2 separate regions of the Mus musculus genome follow, and region 2 is linked to region 1. A link is a loop called in an ENCODE intact Hi-C map of the cell type or tissue named here. Cell type or tissue: gastrocnemius. All regions are shown on one strand.

The links. A loop is a pair of places that touch in the nucleus more often than their neighbours do. Peaks named below come from ENCODE experiments on the same cell type or tissue, not always from the same donor. Only the 100,000 strongest peaks of a DNase experiment are listed, where the experiment ranks them.
Region 2: it touches region 1 in a loop (4-fold over the local background); 7 of 42 quality-filtered maps call a loop at or near these places.

The regions. Positions count from the first base shown.
Region 1 is chr6:130,618,600-130,626,599 of GRCm38, reverse strand. No RefSeq gene overlaps it. Among named protein-coding and RNA genes, the nearest start is that of Gm38706, 43 kb to the right of the region's middle. In gastrocnemius, no CTCF peak of the experiment used is centred here; a DNase peak (open chromatin) is centred at 4,215.
Region 2 is chr6:130,840,800-130,848,799 of GRCm38, reverse strand. No RefSeq gene overlaps it. Among named protein-coding and RNA genes, the nearest start is that of Gm6600, 97 kb to the right of the region's middle. In gastrocnemius, no CTCF peak of the experiment used is centred here; no DNase peak of the experiment used is centred here.

The DNA.
Region 1 (8,000 bases):
ATATATATATATATGTGTGTGTGTGTGTGTGTGTGTCATATGAGTATATTTACGTAAAAGAATACAGTTCTCAAGAACTAAGATCAATAATTGAAAACTGTGTATTTAACCATGTATATAACCATATATACAGTCTATCTACCTATCTACCTCTCTATGTTTATATATGTATACATATCTATTTCATCATATAACATATAGATAAACTTCTATGAAGTTATATCTATCTACCATTTACCTGTAGTTATATTTGTATAGGCAAAGATAAAAATGATGTTCTTAATATAGATTGTATAGATATTAATTTATTTATAGCTATGATATAGTGCATTATGTATCATTTATTCCAACTGTTTCTGTATTTCTGGTTTAAGGTTTTTGTTTTTAATTCCTTTTCATAGTCTTGGTAAAGTTAAAAATCACAGTGACAAAAATTTTCTGTCATTTCTAGAAGGTATTTATTTGTTTTTAGACCTATTATATAATGACATGTCATCTGCAAATAGGGATAGCTTCATTCGTTCTTTCTTACCTGTAAAATTTTAATTTCCTTCCTTTTCCAGATAGAATACAGAGTATAGTATTAAATAGGTATTGGTATAATAGGCATCACTGATTCATTCCTAGAATGTGTGTGATTGTTTCAAGTTTTCTTAGTTTAAAAAGATATTACATATAGAATTTACATCTACAGAACTTATTTTTCAAATTTATTTATGTATTTACATCCCAAACAGAGTCTCCACTCCTAGTCCCACTGTCACAGAATCCCTCCTCCCATTCTCTTTCCCCTTCTCCTCTGATAGGGTGGAGTCCCGGTGTATCTACACAGCCTGCCCCATCAAGTATTTGCTTCGTTAAGGGCATCCTCTCACACTATAGCCAGACAAGGCAGCCCTAATTGCCTGGGGAGTTTCTCAGACCATGGATGCCCTTTCCTTAGTTGATCAGCCTCTGAGAGCTGCCAAGGGTCCAGGTTATTTGACTCTGTTTGAGTTCCTATCTCATTCCTTTCCTCAACCCTTCCATAAGAGTTCCTGTTCTCTATCCAGTGCTTAGTTATGGGTGTCTGTATCTGTTTAATTCAGCTGCTGGAAGGAGCCCTTTAGAAAAGAATTATGCTAGGCTCCTCTCTACAAGAAAAAGATCATATCATTAACAGAGCCAAGGACTGATATGTAACCAGGGCATGCTTCTCAAGTTTGATAAGTTATTGATTGGCCATTCTTTCAATCTCTATTACATTTTTGTCCCTGCATTTTATGTAAATAGGGCAAGCTTTGCTTTGAAAGTTTTGTTGTTACCTTTCCTCATTCATCCACTGGGAGTCCTGCCTCTCTAGAGGTGTTTGTCTCTTCTGTGTTATCTGCCTTATCGCTGAGAAAATACCATTCATGTTTTTTTTTGTTGTTGTTGTTGTTGTTGTTGTTTCTTTGTTTGTTTTGTTTTTGCTTTTTTTTTTTTTTAGGTCTGGGTTACAACATTCATCATGAATTATTTTAATTCCATTCATTTGGCTGCTAAATACAAGATGTCCTTTTTTTTTTTTAACAGCAGAACAGCATTTCATTGTGTTTATGGACAACATTTTCAGTATTGATTCTTTAATGAGGGATATCTGTGTTGCTTTCAGTTTGTTATAAAGAATAAAGCTTCTATGTACATAGCACAGATCCTAATGTTATGGTGGAGCATCTCTTGTGCATATGCCCAGTAGCAGCATAGTTAGATACTTTGGTCTTTCTTAGTGGGAGAACAAAATACTCATAGGATCAAATATTGAGATAAAGTGTAGAGCAGAGCCTAAAGGTAAGGCCACTCAGAGACTGTCCCACTTCGGGATTCATCTCATATGGAGTTACCAGACCAAGCCACTATTGTGGGTAACAAAAAGCATGTACGGAAAAAAAAATAACTTATATGACAGTCTCCAGAGAGGCCCTGCCAGGGCCTTATAATTACAGAGTCAGATGTTAGCAGACAACCATTGGACTCAGTGCAGGGTCCTTAATAGAGGAGTTAGAGAGGGACTGAAGAAGTTGGAAGGGTTTGCAACCTTATAGGAAGAACAACAATATCAAACAACCAGATTCCCCAGTACTCCCAGGGACTAAGCCATCAAAAAAGGAGTAGACAAAACTCCAGGTGCATATGTAGCAGAGTATGGCCTTGTGATGCATCAATGAAAGGAGAGGTCCTTGGTCCTAAGAAGGCTTGATAGATGCCCTAGTGTAGGCGAATGGAGGGCAGGAAGTTGGGAGTGTGTAGGTGAGTAGAGGACCAACCTTGTAGAATCACAGGGAAGGAGGTTGTGATAGGGTGTTTCTGATAGGGAGGGAAACAAGGAAAGGGGATAATATTTGAAATACAAATTAAGAATCATATCCAATAAAAGAAGAAGGAGAAGAAGAAGAAGAAGAACAAGAACAAGAAGAACAAGAAGAACAAGAATAAGAAGAACAAGAACAAGAAGAACAAGAAGAACAAGAAGAAGAATGTCGAAGACATTCTGAGTTTTGCAGGGAAATGGATGGAACTAGAAAATATCTTCATGAGGGAGATAACTTAGACCCTAAAGGCCATGTGTAGTATGCACTCACTAATAAGTGTATATTAACCAAAAAAAAAAAAGTACAGAATACCCAAGTTATAGTCCACAGATCTCAAAAAGCTCAACAAGCTCATGCCCAAATGAGGATGCCTCATTCCCCCTTGGGACAGAGAAGAAAGAAATCACTTGTGGGGAGGGAGGAAGGGACCTTGGAAGAAAAGTAGATAGGGTGGAGTTGACTGGGAGGGGTATCCTTATTTGGTATTGAGTGAGGGAAACGGACTGAAATCCTAAGGGCCAGAAAAAGGAATGTAAACAGGCAGACTCAGGAAATAGGAGGTTCTTGGGGACCACTCAGAGTTCACCAGAGACCTGGGAAGTGAGAGACTCCCAGCACTGAAAGGGAGGGACAATAGATGAAATAATATACAGTAGGGAATAGGAACTTATAGAGCCTACCTCCAGCATGAAGACAGAGCTTCAAATGAGGGATATGGTTGCAATCCCACACTCACATTTCTGACTGATAATTGGTCCTATCTGAAAGAATAACATAGATAGAAATGGAGAGGAACCTGAGGAAAAGAAGTTCCAGCAACAGGCCCAAATTTGGATTCAGCTCAAGGGGAGTTCCTAATGCCTGACACTATTACTGAGGCTATGGAGAGCTCACAATAAGTGACCTATCACAACTGAACCACTGAAAGACCCAACAAACAGCTGAAACAGTCAGATACAGATATTTGCATGCAACCAAGGGACAGAAGCAGCAATTCTTGAATTAGGAAAGGCCGGAAGAAGCTGAGGAGAAGGGCGATCCTGCAGGAGGAACAGCAGTCTCAATCCAGACCACTGAAATCTCTCAAACACTGAACCACCAAACATACAGCATACACCACCTGATATGAGGCCCCCAACACACATCCAGTAGAGGACTTCTGGGTCTGTGCTCTTTCAGAGATGATGCACCTAACCCTGAAGAGACTGGAGGCCCTAGGGAGTTTAGAGGTCAGGTGAGGTTGGGGCATCTTCGTGGAGATGGGGTGGGGTATGGAGGAGGATTTGGATGTGGAGCAGATGGAGGGAGGATGAGGTGTTAGGGAATGGAATATGGAGTGTAACAAATAAATTAAAAATAAAATAAAAAGAATAAAAACAGTCTCAAAAGATCTCCCAAACAATAAATCCTAGGGCCAGATGGTTTTAGTTCTTCATGCTTATGCAGTATGGAGACAACCTATCATTCAGCCAGTTGACTTCCTTATTGGATATTCTTTTCCACAAAGGTTATATAATTCCTAGTTCACCAGAAATAAAGTATATGCATTCACATACACCATCAAATAAACCAGTATGAACAAAGAAGATTCAACTCTTCAAAAAGGAAAACCCCCAGGAGGGCCTTCATCTTAAAGAGTTGAGCCTCTGTCTCGTGAAGAAAAAGGACTTATTTACCCACTCCTTACTTTTGGTGTTCACTTAGAATCAGACCAGTTCTGTCCCTCCCAGGTTCTGCCTTCTCCCTTCTTCCTGGTATGTGGATGACCTAAAGGTAAGTGATGACCAAGAACCATTCCATTTGCCAAAGATCACTCCGTTTCTCTTTCTGGTTTGGAAAAGGAAAACAGATGGTATACCACCATTAAAGACTTCATTCTGCCTCCATTGAGATTAATGCTGGCTGCACTCCAGTCACCGCCAGCACCAAGGCACCACATTGGGAACTATTTGCTAATTAGAAATATAGGAATGAATTCTTCCATTTCAAATAAATCCTTTCCTCTTTCAAGTTCCTTTGCTCATGGTGTTTCATCACATGAATAGAAACCATCACACTAAAATAGAACAATATAGGTACCTTCCAACCTTCTTTTCTGAACCTTGTACCTGGCCCCCAACAAGTAGACATGTGCTGTCTTATACTATAAATGAGGTTAGCCTAGTGTAGAGTGTCATATACTATGAACAGTTTTGTAATTGGCTCTTGTGCGAGCCCAACTCACCAGCAAGAAGGACACTGCAACAGGATCCTTCTGCACACGTTTATTGGTAGAGCTTGATTGCAGAGGCAAAGAGACCCCAAGCCCAGAACTGGTGCTCCTTATATAGGCCTAGGAGAGGCGTGTCTCACACCCGGATTGGTTGTGCTTGGGTTATGCTTACCACCTCATTTGCATGCCTACATCTGATTGGTTAACTTCTCTCTCACTTGATTGATTGGTTAACTTCTCTCTCATCTGATTGGTTAATTCTCAAAACCTCCCCTTGGTAAAAAGAACTTTACTGCCTATGTATGTGTGGTGGCCAGCGGTAGCCACAACCATCCTGCAATGGCCCATGTGGCTTCCCACAATTGGCTCCACATTTTTCTGTATCTTTCACTGTTATTGTTGTCATTAGGATGTTTTAGTTAGCTCAAGTTCCTCCTCCTGCATAATAATTAAAACAGAAAATATACACAGCAAAAAAAGGATATTAAAAGAAGCAAGGGGAAAGGGGGAGATAACATACAAAGGCAGTACTATGAGAATTACAACTCATTTATGAACAAAGACTCTCAAAGTTAGAAGGAACTGGACAGATCCTATGCAACCTCTAAAAATCCACAGTGCCCAATATAGACTATAATACCTATCAGTCACTATAGATGGAGAAAACAACATATTTCAGGAAAAATCCAAACCCAGAGAGTATCTATCCACAAATCCAGCCCTACAGAATGTACTAGAAGGAAAACTCAAACCCAATAAGGGTAAATACACCCATGTAAATATAGAAAGTAAGTAACTCTATACCTGAACAAACAAGTGAAGGACACACACACACACACACACACACACACACACACACACTACCACCACCACCACGACCATCAATATAAGAAATAATCATCACTAGTCATTAATATCTTTCACTATCAACGGACTCAATTCTGCAATAAAGAGACACAGCCTAACAGAAAGGATGCAAAAACATGATCCGTTATTGTGATGCATACAAACAACACACCTCCAAAATAAAGATAGACATTACACCAGAGTAAACAGCTGGAAAAAGTATTCTAAGCAAATGGACTGAAGAAGAAAGTTATAGTAGCCATTCTAATACCAGATAAAATATATGTTCATCCATGATTAATCAAAGGAGACATGGAACAACACTTCATACTACTCAAAGGAAAATTCTAACCTTATGATATCTCAATTCTGGACAACTATACTCAGACCAGGGCACGTACATTTGAAAAACAAACATTGCTAAAGTTTAAATCACACATCAAACTGCAAACATTAACAGGAGGGTACTTCAACAGTGGAGTCTGACTAATTGGTAGGTCATCCAGATAAAAGCTAAACAGAGAAATATATGAAATTAACAGATATTATGAATGAAATGATCCTAACCTACAACTATATAATATTGCACCCAAACACAAAACAAAATGCCTTCTTCTCAGCACCTCATAGATCGTTCTCCAAAACTGAGTATATAGTCAGTCACAAAGCAAGCCTTGCCAGACACAAGAAAATTAAAATACTGCTTTCTGTCTCATCTGACCACCATGAACTAAATCTGAACATCAAAAACAGAAACAATAGAAAGCCTTCACACTGATGATAATTGAACAACTCTCTTCTCAATGATCTCTGAGTAAAGTAAAGAAGCAAGAAATTACAGACTTCCTAAAATTCAATGAAAGTGAACATACCTGAATTTACAGGACACAATGAAAGCAATGTTAAAGGAAAGTTCATTCCACAAGTGCCTCCAGAAAAAATTAGAATTTTCTCTTACTATCAAGTTAAATGTACACCTGAAAGTTCTAGGAAAAAAGAAGGAAGGAAAGCAAAGAGGAGTACATGACCCAAAATTATATGAATCAGATCTCAAGTCAATCAGTTAAAAACAAAGAAAATAATACAAATAGTCAACAAAACCAAAGTTGGTTCTTTGAGAAAATCAACCATATAGACAGACTGACCCTTAGCCAGCTTAATGAAAAGACACAGAGACAGAATCTAAATAAATAAAATCAGATCTGAAAAGAGATATATAATAAGAGATCTTGAAGAAATTCGATGAATCTTTAGGTCTTAGTTAAAAAAAATATGTAATATACAAAACTGGAAAATCTTAAGAAAATGGAAAATTCTCTAGACAGATACCACTTATCAGAGTTAAATGAAGATTAAGTAAACTATTTAAACATCATTATAACCCCTACACATGATAAAATCAGACATTAAAATGTCCTAATTAAGAAGACCCAAGATCAGATGGATTTATGTCTTGATGGTAATGAACCATAGATATAACCCCATAATTTTAGCCTATGAGCAGCTCTAAAAGGTATTTAATTTGTGGTTCACATACATACAATCACAACCACCATTAAATAAATCAGTATGAATAAGCAAGGACCATCTCTTCATTAAGGACATCCTTGTGGATGGTTTTCCTCTTACTGAACAAAGCCTAAATCTCTGAAGAAGAGGGTCTTCTCCAGATCCTCTCTATTTTGGTGGTCACTCAGAAACAGACTAGTTCTGCTACCCCAGACAATGCCTTCACTTACCTGCCTGGCGTGCAGATACTATGAAGGTAAGTTGGGACCTGAATCTGCATTTGTCCCAGACCCCTTTCTTTCCCTTTCTGGTTTGGCAAAGGAGAACACAGACTGTAGACTGTCATTAAAGACTTTCTTTTGATACACCAGGTAATATGAGGCTCCTGAAACATATGTAGAGGGGACTGAGTAAGGATTCAGTGAGAGAAGATGTACCTAAACCTTGAGAGACTTAGGAACTCAGAGAGTGGGGAGATCTAGTGGAGCAGCATGGGGTAGGGTAGGGACATCCTCCTGGAGACAGGGGATAATGTATGGGATGAAGATCAGATAGAGGGCAGACTAGGACAGTGATGACTGGACTGTAAAGAAATATTTAATGATAATAATAATAATAATAATAATAATAATAATAATAATAATTTAAATTTTATCAATCAAAGCAGGAAAAATACTTTGTTCTGCTTCCCCTGAGCTTAGTGCTGGCTGCACTCCACACAGCCGCATCAGTTAGAAATAACACAGTAGGACACCTGTGTGTCCCTAGAAACCTAAGCATAAGTCCATAAAATGTACATATGTCTGTCTACTTTCCACTTCAAGGTGTTGTAGTGTATAAGCTCTCAGGTTTATGTTCATTTCTGACTTGGTAGAATATATTGATTTCTTTCTTAATAGTATTTCTTTTTTCTTGAAAATCTCATATGAATACAGCATGAAATTTGATCACATGTATTACCTCCTTGCTCCATCAAGCTTCACCTGAATGTGCCCAAACCTCTGAGCCATCTTTTCTTTTCTTTACTTTTCTTTTCTTTTCTTTTCTTTTCTTTTCTTTTCTTTTCTTTTCTTTTCTTTTCTTTCTCTTCTCTTCTCTTCTCT
Region 2 (8,000 bases), 220 kb before region 1:
CTCACTTCTAGTCTCAATGTGGCCCTGGCAGAGTGGACATCTTTGTTCCAAATCAAAAGAAAAATAACTTTATATCTCCTCCAACAATACTCGCAAGAAGGCTGTGACAGGGTTTACCATGAAACAAATTATATATTATCAGATAGATTAATATGTTCGTAGCATATCAATTATTATTGTTATTAACTTTTGTTTTTCTATATATAAGAAGAAAAGTATACAAAGTTTCTATGTGAAGCATCATTTCAAAGAGGCTATTCCTGTTCCTCCTGCTTATAATTTACAATGCGTAGAGTTGCCAGTGTTTGCCACAATGGCTGGACAAATTTAACTAAATTATTTATAGTCTATAGCACTATACAGAGTCAAATGTGTGCAGCAGACAACATTTGGAGTTACATACAAGAAGCTGAGAGCAAACCTTCATCCTGATTAATAGATCTTCATAAACCTTGGTTATTCTACAGAACTCTTCATCATTACTGTTGCAACTGTTCATGTAACTACAGCCAGACTTGAGTTTTAGTAAGAAAGTTCAATTGTCTGAAGTTTTCTGTGGCTTCAGCAAGCATTTTCTCCAATGGGAATGTGCCATAACCTCTACACTTGTTACAGTGTTAGCTGCTAAACAACCCAGTGAGCAACTGTGAGCCTACCTTGTGTTTCTTGGGTAGAGATGTATGAGAGCATCACTAAGTGAGGTAAAGTCAAGAGGTCATGATTTAGACTATGTGCTTCTTATGTATCTGTGAATAGTTAGTGACTGCAGGATCCTTTTCCTCTTTTTCTATGTTCATCACAATCCTGTATTGACAGAACTCTCCATGTCTCATGGCTAGCTATTGTGTATCCTTATTCCTACTATATTTTACCTGTTTTGTCTCTGATTCATGGGTTGCTTGGCCATTTGTCTTTCTATTTTTTCTTATGGTAAATTTGAAAAGTCTGTTTCTCCCAACTAATCTAAGGCTCAATAAATTTGTTGACTGTTGAAGTTGCTCCCTTTGCCATCTGATTTCTGTAGATTACACTCCTGCTTTATCTTATTTGACACATATTATAATCGTGGTATTTTGATTCAAATTCACTTGCCCAAGTCAGCCTTGAACTCCTGAACTTCTTGCCTCTTTGTCCCAAATTCTGAAGCTACATTTGTGCATCCTTGTATCTGTCCACATTAATAAATTAAGATTTGATAATTTTTCATAGATTTACTACTCATGTTGCCCTGTCTATTAGGAAAAATACTGCCTGACACATTCTGCTAATCATTTCGGAGTCTTACTTCTATCAAACCCTGGTCTATAAAGGAATTGGATTCCTTTCCTTTCTCAAATATATTGAAGAAACTTTTAATTATTAATTATTATTTGATCAGATACTTGTTCCAAAGTCCAGTCTGAGCTGGTTTGTAATCCTGCTCATTCAGACACCCAAAATCTTATCACCCATGTTTACTCTCAAAGGATGAGTTTATAGGTATGTATCACCTTTCCTTTGATTTATATTCTATTCAACTTTTAAAAATTATTTTCACTGCAATGTAGATTTGGCACCTAATAAACAATACAGCAGAGACTGCAGTGTGTTGAGTACAGGGAAGTCTTTCAATCACCATGTTTCAATGAATAACTTAGCTCTGACATTAAGAAGAAAGAGACAAAAACAAACAAACAAAGTGTATCCATAAACCATCATTTTTACCTTTATTACACACCTTTTTTTTCTATAAAAAGTAGGCATATGAGACCTTGTATTGTATTATACATACATTTATTTCTTCCTTTAAATATATTGTCATTGCTCAAAGTATAATATGGGAGCATCTTCAGTATGAAACTATTCCCTATTATTTCAGTAATGATGGAAAACAATTCTACTTGCTGGATAAAGATACTGTTAAGCTGTTATCAGAGACAATATTTTTATTGTTACTATATTTATGTATTTTTGTGTGGATTAACTTGCATGCACATATACAGGTCCCACAGCACAAGAGCAATTAGTGGACATCTGAAAGGAATTAAGTCTCTCTTTTAATTATGAGGCATCTGAGGGCTAAACTGAGATGGTCAGGTTTGGTGTCAACAGTCTCAACCCATTTAAGTCACTGGCCTAAGAAAATACTTCATAAGTTTAGGGGAAACCATATTTTAGTGATACACATTTATTTAATTCCATATTCTATTCATTCTAGTCAATAAACTTTGCTTCAAAAATCATGGTCGTCTGCAATATAAGCTTAAATTTTAATAACTGACTATTATATATTTTGTTTTATACTAATTTTGAGGCAATGAAATCAGTGAAGAATACAGGAGATTGTCTATATTTCAGTGTGACTAGTCTATATATTGATAACTATAGTAAAAAATATGTCTGTATATGTAAAAAGATATCAGTGTGCCGTGAGAAGGAAAGGTAAAAAAGATACGTTGACTTTTTTCCTTATTATTATTATTTTATGAGTTTACATTTAAAATGTTGTTCCCCTTCAAATGAGCACCCACCCAATCCCCTTCCCTGAGGTATCAAGCACATCCCCTTTACTCAGGGCAGACTTGGGAGTCCTCTTCTACTTAAGGAGTGGGGGCCATAGACCAGACCATGTATGTTATTTGGTTGTTGTCTTCAGCTCTGTGAGCTTTTAGGGGTCTGGTTAACTGATACTGTTGTCCCTATGTGGTTAAAACCACCCTCACTCCTTCATTCCTTCCACCACCGAACCTAGAAACTATTTCAGATGCCAATAAGATTTTGCTGACAGGAGCCTTATATAGCTGTCTCCTGAGAGGCTCTGCCAGTGCCTAGCAAATATAAAAGTGAATGCGCACCATCATCCTTTGGATTTAGCACAGGGTCTCCAATGAAGAAGCTAGTGAAAGTACCCAAGGAGCTGAAGAGGTTTGCAGCCCCATAGGAGGAACAACAACATGAAATAACCAGTATCTCCCAGAGCTACCTAGGACTAAATTACCAATCAAAGAGCACACATGGTGGGACTCATGGCTCTAGCTGCATATGTGGCAGAGAATAACATAGTTGCTCACCAATGGGAGAAGACACCCTTTTTCCTGTGAATTTATATGCCCCAGTATAGGGTAATGCCAGGCCTAGGATGCAGAAGTAGGTGGGTTGGGAAGCAGAGGAATGGGGAAGGGGATAGGGAATTTTTGGAGGGGAAACTAGGAAAGGAGATAACATTTGAAATATAACTAAAAAAATCTAATGAAAATTAAAAAAAAATAAACAATTGTCACAACATACTACTTCAATAATAAAACTCAAGAAATTTATTATTGATCTATTAGTATGTTCTATTCCATGATCCACATTCATATCTCTCAGTTTTCTTGACCCTATTCCTCAATGTCAGTACCGTGCTGTGTAGTCACTTGTAATGTCCTTGTGAACTTTGGTTTTGAAATGCTTGTTGACTTGTGATTTCTCTGTTGCTTTGATCCTGACAATAAAAAAAAATCTAGTCTTAAAGTTGTAGTATATTCACAAAGAGACACACAAGACATACACGGAAATTGTTTTTAGGCAACCACCATAAAATCACAGTGCCACAGAAATGACAAACACAAGCAAAACAAATGTAGGGCATCTTACACAAAACAGAATCTGAAGGTGGTCTAATGGAGGACACACAAGTGAAGAAGACAGGCAGACACCTGTTACCTTCTTGAGGACACATTGCATAATCCCTTAATGATCTAATGGTGATCACCAAAGCCACCATGAAACAGAGATAATCACAACAAGCTTCAGAGGAGTACCAACATTATACTTCTGGATTATCAATAAAAATAAAATCATAAATGGGTCAGCATGACATGAAGAAATATATTAAGTGGTTGCAGCAAAAGGAAGGCAGAGAGCTATTGCAAAAGTCCATGAGATGAAAGATTCAAGAAACATGCACATATACTCACAGACAAATAATGACTCAAGTGACACACAGTAGAAATCAAGTATATCCATTCATCCTTAGTCTCATGTAAACTCAGTTTTATGATTAGAAATTTTTACATATTTGCACACTATGTATTTTAAAATATTCATTCATTCATTCATTCATTCATTCATTTAAGAATTTGAGCACTGTGTTGCTGTCTTTATACAAACCAGAACTGGGCATCCATTCCAATTACATATAGCTGTGTGACAACATTCGATTGCTGAGAATTGCACTCAGGACCTCTGGAAGATCAGTCAGTGCTCTTAACCATTGGACCATCTCTCCAGCCCCTGAAAAATCCATTTATAACAATAAATATCTTCTGTTGGAGTCACTTTCCCTGACCACAATCTGTAGTTCAGAATACTAGTGATTAAAAACTGCATAGAGGTGGTACAGGCTGTTAGATGAATGGAATTTAATTGAAGACACATCTGTTTAAATGACTTGGACAGAGAATTTACATGATATTTGACAGAGAAGACAAACCCATTCAGTGGAAAAAAGACAACATTTTTAGCAAATGGTGCTGTTACCACTTGTAGATGACATGTAAAAGAAAACAAATTGATCCATTCTTATCTCTTTGTGCAAAGCTCAAGTCCAAGTTGATCAAGAACCTCCACATAAAATCAGATTGAATGAATCTAATAGAAGAGAAAGTGGGAAAGAACCTTGAACACATTGGCACAAGGGGAAATTTCCTGAACAGAACAACACTGGCTCATGCTCTAAAGTCAACAATTGACAGGACTTCATAATATTGAAAATCTTAGGCAACGGACATTATAAATAGGATAAAAGAGCAAACCACTTATTGAGAAAAGATCTTTACCAACTCTACATCTGATAAAGGGCTAATATCGAAATATTAAAGATAACTGAGAAGTTAGTCTTTAGAGGATAAAATAAGACTGTTAAAAAAGTGGAACAGAGCTAAATAAGAATTACCAAATGAGGGAAAACATATGGTTGAGAAGCACTTAAAGAAATGTTCAACATTCTTAATCATCATGGATATACAAATCTAAACGACCTCAGATTTCACCTCAGACCAATCATAATGGCTAAGATCCAAAACTCAGGAAGTAGAAGATGCTGTCAAGTATGTGGAGAAAGGCGAACACTTCTCCATTGCTGATGGTACTGCACCCTTTTAAAACTACTATGGAAATCAACTTCACAGTTCCTCAGAGAATTGGAAATAGTTCTACTTGAAGACCAAGCTATACCACTACTAGGTGTATACTCAAAATTCCTACAGCATATAAAAAGGAAACATGCTCCACTATATTTATTTCAGCCTAATTTGTAATAATCAGAATATGGAAACAAACTAGATATCCTTCAACATAATAATAAATACAGAAAAAGTGGTACATTTTAACAACAGTGTACTACTCCACTAAGAAATTAAAGGACTTCGTGAAATCCACAGGCAAATGGATGAAATAAGAAAGTATCATCCTGAGTAATATAACTCAGAAACAAAAGAACACTCATGTTATATGCTCAATGATACTTGGATATTAGCCCCAAAATGCACAATAGGCACATTAAGAGCCACAAACTTAGATTTAAATTGGAGATTTAGAAGAAGTAAGACCAAAATCTAGATGCTTCAATCCTACAAAGAATGTGAAACAAAATTATCACAGGAGGTAGAGGGAAGGTGGAACTTGGGAGGAGAAGAGGGGAGCAAGTTCAGGTATTGAAAGAAAGTGGAGAGAAATTCAGAGGTTCAGGATATTGAATAGAAACATGTAGGAATAAATAAAAAGGAACTGGTGGTAGCCACTAGAAAGTCCCAGATTTCAGGGAATGTAGAGGGTCCCAGGACACAAATGAGTGTAGCCAAAATAGTCAAGAAAGTGAACATATAACCAACAGACTATCTCCAATAGATAAGCACAGCCTCAACCTGAGGGATGAGACTAACCACATATATAAAAATTTTAACTTAGAAATTTTCTGTCCAAAGGAAAGACAGGGATAAACATTAGTACAGAGTATGAAGGAAAGGCCATATAGAGACTAACCTACTTATGTAACCATCCAGTCTGTATACAGCAATCTGCAACACTATTGATGATGCCAAGATGTGCTTGCTAAATGAATCCTGGTTTGGCTGTTCCCTGCGTGGTTCTACAAGCATTTGACAAACACACATGCAGATACACACTGAGCTGTGGACCCCAATGGATGAGCAAGGGGAAGGAATAAAGGAGCTGAATGGGATTTAATCATATATGAATAGCAATATCAACTAGCTGGATCTTTCAGAGCTCTTAGGGGAAAAATCACCAACCAAAGGCTGCTATGAACATAGTGGAGCATGTGTCCTTCTTACCGGTTGGGACATCTTCTGGATATATGCCCAGGGGAGGTATTGCGGTGAAATCCTCTATTCTTATGTGCCTGATACGCTTTTACTGGTATACTTAAAATTTTAACATGTATTTTTTCCTTGATTTTTTTTTATTTACATTTTAGATCATATCCTATTTTTAATTTGCTTTTTTTTTTCTAATTCACTTTATATGTGAATTATTGCTTCACTCCTGGTCACCCATTCCACAATCCTTCCCCCATCCCCTATGCAATTCTATTTGAAGAGGTAAAACTCCCATGGGTATAACTCCAAGATGGCACTTCAATTCCCTACCAGACTCAATGCTTCCTCTCCCACTGAGTCCACACCAGGTAGCCCAGATAGCCAAACATATACCATGTACACAAAATAGCTTTTCAGATAGCCCACATTCCAGTTTCCAGGAACCACCTGAAGGTCAAGATGCACACCTGCTTCATATATGCCTAGGTTCAGTTTGGTTGGTGGTTCCAATTCTTAAAGATCCATAGGTCCTAGTTATTTGACTCTGCTACTCTTCCTGTGGACTTTTTATCCCTTTTGGGACCCACAATACTGCTTCCTTTTCTTCCATAAGAGTCCCCAAGAACCATCCACTGTTTGTCCAATGATATTTGTATCTGTCTGAGTCAACTGCTGGATGAAGCTTCTCAGAGGACAATAAACTCCTGTCTGCAAGAATAACAGAGTATAATAAATAAAGTTATGGATTGGTGCTTGCACATGGGAAAGGTCTCAATTTCATCCAGTTACTAGTTGGATATTCCCTTAATTTCTGCTCCATCCTGAATAATTGTTTTTTTTTTTTTTTTGACAGGATAAATTTAGATTTGAAAAATTTCTGTGTAGGTTGGTATCTCTAACACTCTGTTTACATCCATGCCTGAATACAGGAGGTCACCCCTTCAGAATCCATATCTCCAATATAGCCAATCACATCTAAGATCACCCCAAGTGATTCATTGATTCTTCCCTTATATCTGGTACCTATCTTATCCTGAAGATACCTCCCATCACCGACCACCATCAATTGCAGATTTCTATTTATTTTCATAAGCATCAGTCCTTCTATCATGTTCTTCTTTATGCCTGATCCTGAAACCCACATTCCCCCCCCTAACCCACAGACTCTCCCAGTTCCCTTTTCCATCTGGCTTTTATGCTATTTAATTCTCCTTTCTAAGTGAAATTCAGGCTTCCTTGGTTGGACATTTCTTCATTTGAAGGATCTTTTGGTCTTAAGAGTGTAATATGGTACATTTTTATGAGATATGTATATATATATATATATATATATATATATATGTGTGTGTGTGTGTGTGTGTGTGTGTGTGTGTGTGTGTGTTTGTGTGTGTGTGTATGTGTGTGTGTGTATCATGCATATTGTTTGGGGGCTGGGTTGTCTCAAACAGGCTGATAGTCTCAAGTTATATCCATTTGCCTGAAAATTCATGAGGTCTTTTTTTTCCACATCTGAACAGTATTCCTTTGTATAGATTTACCATATTTTCTTTATCCATTTGTCAGATGAGGTTTCCATCTAGGTTGTTTATAGCTTGTAGCTTTTACAAATAAAACTCCTATGAGTGCCACTGAGGAAATATCTTTATGGGATGTTGGAGCACTTCAGATTTTATCATATATTTTTCCCTGTTTTCCTATAAA